2 separate regions of the Homo sapiens genome follow, and region 1 is linked to region 2. A link is an interaction called in ENCODE POLR2A ChIA-PET data of the cell type or tissue named here. Cell type or tissue: HepG2. All regions are shown on one strand.

Region 1 (2,500 bases), 53 kb after region 2:
GTGATTCTCCTGCCTCAGCCTCCCCAGTAGCTGGGATTACAGGCGCATGCCACCATGCCCGGCTAATTTTTGTGTTTTTAGTAAAGACGGGGTTTCACCATGTTGGCCAGGCTGGTCTTGAACTCTTGACCTCAAGTGATCCACCTGCCTCAGCCTCCCAAAGTGCTGGGATTAGAGATAAAAGCCACCATTCCTAGTCCCTTTACTTCTGAGATAAGATCTGCACCCAGGCTGGAGTGCAGTGGCACAATCTCAGCTCACTGCAGCCTTGACTTCCCAGGCTCAAGTGATCCTCCCACCTTAGCTGGGATCCTCCCCCAAATAGCTGGGATTACAGGCGCATGCCACCATGCCCGGCTAATTTTTGTGTTTTTAGTAAAGACGGGGTTTCACCATGTTGGCCAGGCTGGTCTTGAACTCTTGACCTCAAGTGATCCACCTGCCTCAGCCTCCCAAAGTGCTGGGATTACAGGTGTGAGCCACCGGGCCCAGCCTGGGGTCACATTTTAGTTTTGATCTACTCAGAGTCATTTTTCTTCCCTTAATTTTAAAGTGACCGGATCATTGCTGATCCTAGTCCCCATTTACCCTTCACCTAACCCGGACTCTGGTGAGGATCAGACCAAAAGTCGCCTCCATGCTTCATGCCTGCAGCTGAAGAGAGGCTTTGTGCAGGCAGCCATGGGGTGGGGCCCTACGACAGGGGCTGCCCTCTCACGTCTCACCTTGCAGTGTCTGCCCAGGTGTCTTGAGGTCCTGCAGCTGCTGGCCTTGCCTCCGTGTGTCCACCTCTGATTTAACAGCTCACCTCGGAACTCATTTTCTGAGGGTTTAAAAAGGTTCAAGGTCAGAAAAGGAAAGCTTGGTGGGTGCCAGCCGTGCTGGCTCAAGGGGAGAAAGTGAGAAACTTGAGGCACTTTTTTAACATCATATATTCAATGCCTATTTCCTGGAATCCACCGGAGAAACAGACAAGGTCATGGCTCCATGGCTGCTTCAGGAACAAGAGACAATTTCTCTCTGACTTGGGGCCTCCCTGGAGTCTTCCTGCAGTCCCCTGCACTGTTGTCCCAGCTCTAGGTGTTGGTTCCCACTGACAACCACGGCCAGCAGAGTGCTGGGACAAGGCAGCTGAGAGCCACCTTGAGAAAACTTGGCATGTCACCCCTCCAACTTTGAAAATGAGCTGACTAATGAGTAATTATTCGCATTACAACCAGATCCTTCTGCCCCTCAAAAGAATGCACAGTACATATGCATTTGAAAAAGAAGATTGTTTTGCACGACTTCTCTGGAGCCCATTGATTGAAGAAAGTGAGATCCACCCATGGTCTCAAATCAGCTTTGCCTCCCGCAGGATCCCGGGGGCCCCAGCATGCTCTTTGCCCTGGTTTCCAGCATCTTTTGTCACCCTGTGTTTCTGCCTCTCTCCAGGGCAATGCCTCCAGTTAATATTTAATTCCTCACATAAATTCCCATGTCTGAGCAGAGGCTGAACGCATCAGCTGGACATGACAAAGAAACGCATTGTGTACCTATTCCCTGCACGTCACTCCCCGTTTCCATGACAACCTGCTTTCTACATAACTGCAGCATTTCAAAGGAAGGTCATTAAGTAACCAACAATGAAACAGGAAATGAATATTCTCGTGTTGGGCCCTGGCTTTGCCTTGGAAGTGAGTTTGGATTCTGCCGAAGGCACGCTATTCCCACCCACTTTCTTTCTTTTCCTCGTGTTTTTGATGTGCATCCCCAAATGCAATTCTTCTCTAGGGTTCTGGCCACTCCTGGCCCCAGGCAGCCCTGTGCCTCTGGCCACAGCACCCTCTTCTTATCTGGAAATGCTTCCATCCCATTAAAGGGCTTCGGATTACCTTCCAGAGCATAAACACAGAGGAAAGCAGATTTGGTAGTCAAGGAGACAGCCTAATACGAGGTCTACAGAGGAACGAATAAAACCACTCAGATTCGGCACCTACTGTGTGCACCTACTCTGTGCCTCCCCTCATTGAGCTGTAAGTCACCCGCAGGCCGTCGCTGAGATGACAGGGCTCCCACCGCAGGCTCCGGTGCCTGGACTAGTGAGGAGGGAGCTGCGGGAGCTTCCCTATCACCCAAGATCTCTAGGCCTCCTGGGTTCCCATCTGCCACTGGTCATCTGCACTGAGCCGGTGTGAGCGGCCTCTAACTGGGGCCCACCTGCCCACCAGGTAATCCAATTCTCAACTCTGTGACAGGGATGTGGGGTATAGGGAGGAAAAGCATATTGGAAGATTCCGTAAGTGAATCGACAAGAATCGTATCAGCCGGGGAGTGTGCTTCACACTTTGAAGATGGGGCGTGGGGTCCTCTGTGTGTCTCTTTTCTTATGTGTCAACAGAAGCTGAGAGACAAGGCCCCAAAGTGCACAGGGTTCACTTTCTGAGTATCTATCCCAGGAGACAAGATGCTGCAGAAACCTGCTCACTGGGCTGATTGGCAAGGCTCAAGCAGAATTCCT
Region 2 (2,500 bases):
GTCTGTTCAGGGAGACAGTCGTGTGCTCATCAACTGGAAGCATACCCATTCAGGTAAGGAAAGCAGGTGCACATGTGTATTTACCTTTGTTCTCTCTTACACCTGCCTAAAATGACAGATTTTAAGGCATACATTGGCAGGAGTGAGGAGATGAAAGAGGGGACAACAATGCAATTTAGAAGCCAGAAAATTCACAGATGCAAAATAAATGGCCTAGGAGACACAAAACACTGAATTCTAGCCAGAGTGTAGAAAGTTCAGAGCCAACACCGTCCATACCTCAGAACCCCCAATAACTGGTAGCACCAGATTCTGTTGGAGATGGGAGAAGACAACTGGTAGAAAGTGTTTCGGGAGCCAGTAGCCCCCTTCCCCAGAACTCCACCCCGACTCTGAGAGCCTGGCAAACACTCCCCTCCCTCTGGATGAAACCTTGAGCTTTATCCTCTGGATACAGTAAACAGGAGGGTCTGCAGGCTGGTAGAGAAGGCCTAGCTGTGGGGTCCCATACCAAAAATAAATCCTAAGAGAGCACATGCCTGTGACTTTAGACGCTCTTTCTCTCAGCTCCCAGTAGGCTGGTGGCCCAGCCAGTGCCTCTAAGCGAAAAGTGAGAGAATCTTCTTGGGGGTGACCAGCTCGTGCCATTATCAAACTATGGGATTGTGCAGCTTTCTAACATCATGGTAACAGCCTGTGTCCCCTAGCAGGAACATCATAGTCCCCACCTCTCCAGCCAACTCTCATACCCCCCAGAATGACTTTACCTCAGCTTGCTGAGGGGACACTTCAGAATCGGTCTTGCTCACACCCACCCCAGCATCTGCTGTGCTGACGTGAAGGGGTACAACTCCAGGCCACTGGTCTCCCCATCACAAATGGGGCCTCACCAAAGGGGACCCCCAGGAACCCTTCCTCACAGTTGAACATGTTCTGCATAACCCACCAGTGGGCACTGGCACCTGCTTGGGCCCCCACAACCAGCAGTTGGAGCCTTGAAGGCAGATCAAATGTCCTCCACAGGTGTTGTGGACCCTGTCTGACTACAGCAGAGGGTGGAAACTCAGTCCAGAATTTCTAAGAATTTGTCAGTGAAGATGGATCCTTTGTTTGCATATCAGATGGACGCTCCAGGACTACCACCAGGGCCAGATTCCAGGGAGGTCAAAAGCATGTTGACAGTTTAGGCTGAATGTGACTAGAAGTCCCAAGTCCAGGTCTTACTCTAGGAGCACTAGAGCTCCACCTGACACAAAAGTACGAAAATGAAAAAGGGGAGAAGTCTCTTTTTTTTTTTAAAGCTGGTATGCATTGGCTTTTTGGCCTTGTATACCAGCTTAAAAAAAAAAATAAACCATTGCCTTATATAACTGGGCAGTTCAAGGGTGGAGTGCCTTCAGACATGGCTGGGTCCATGAGCTCTAAAAAGATCATCAGAGAGCTCCCTTTTCCTTCACATCTACCTCCATTGTCAGCTTTGCCCCCCTCCAGAATGTCTGAACTCTCTCCTACTACTGATGGCTTCATCCTGTGGCCAGGAGAGATAGCCCAGGGCAACCCCAGTTCCACACCCCCAAGTCTAACAACCTCAGCAGGAAAAGTTATTCTCCCTGACCCTAAGAGAAGACTCCTGGGAAAAACTTCAATTTGCATATGACTGGTCATGTGGGAAGGGGCAAGATACAATGATTTACACCTTCTAGAAACACACGTGGAGGCGGTGAGGTAGGGTAGTTTCAAAAGGAGATACTGGCTAAGCTGACACCAGAGGGGACCCACGTGTGGTATCAAGGGGAGACCAGAGATGGAAGATTCCCCTCCTGGGCATGTGCTCCCAGGAGGGTGCATGATAGAGCTCACCAAGAATGGAGACAATGTCCTCCCCACAGACCACAGCACCGATTCACAGTCAGAGTGGACTTTTATTAGGAAATCACCCTGCAAACACACCACGGAGTGCTGTGGGTTCAACGCGCTTCCTGAGGAAGGAGGGTCACAGTATTGGAGCTGTCGGAGGGACGGGTGGCACAGCCTGTGAGCCTGGCGGTGACTCGAGGCTGCCTGCGGCCAGCACTCCCTCACAGCAACAGGACTCCACCGCAAGAGCCGACACGCAAACGCGACACGAGAAACACGCCCAAGCACACACATCTGCGCTACACTTAAATAATAATAAATACAGAATTCCATTTGCTGTTATCCGTGCCTGAAACAAAAGGAACCCAAAATGGAAAAAGAAAACCAAAATGTCTTTCTCTCCATTAGACCAAGGGAAAACAAAATCCCCAAATTATCAAAATTCCTCAGTTACAAAATACTTTTTAAAAAAATTCCATTATTAAAAGAATAAATAACAAAATATATAAAAAATAACTTGGTTGCATCAAAATTATAACTAGGAGTTATATCAAGATTTTTTGTGGCCTATATTATAGTCAAATAGTTATTTTTGCTTTGAATTCACTTTTTTCCCCTCTTAGGGTGCCCTGGTGTGGGGTCT

Evidence for each region. ChIA-PET counts read pairs that join two places held together with the same protein. Peaks named below come from ENCODE experiments on the same cell type or tissue, not always from the same donor. Only the 100,000 strongest peaks of a DNase experiment are listed, where the experiment ranks them.
Region 1: POLR2A ChIA-PET joins it to region 2 with 10 read pairs; 5 of 35 experiments call an interaction of 5 or more read pairs at or near these places.

Annotation. Positions count from the first base shown.
Region 1 is chr20:64,188,386-64,190,885 of GRCh38, reverse strand. It overlaps MYT1 (myelin transcription factor 1), which reads right to left. Exons shown (of 23, transcript NM_004535.3): 2 at 726-823. Among named protein-coding and RNA genes, the nearest start is that of MYT1, 25 kb to the right of the region's middle. RefSeq lists enhancers at 1,219-2,156, 2,157-2,500. In HepG2, no CTCF peak of the experiment used is centred here; a DNase peak (open chromatin) is centred at 1,535; H3K4me3 peaks cover 890 bases.
Region 2 is chr20:64,241,656-64,244,155 of GRCh38, reverse strand. MYT1 (myelin transcription factor 1) reads right to left here. Exons shown (of 23, transcript NM_004535.3): 23 at 1,903-2,500. Among named protein-coding and RNA genes, the nearest start is that of PCMTD2, 13 kb to the left of the region's middle. In HepG2, a CTCF peak has its summit at 1,197; a DNase peak (open chromatin) is centred at 1,175.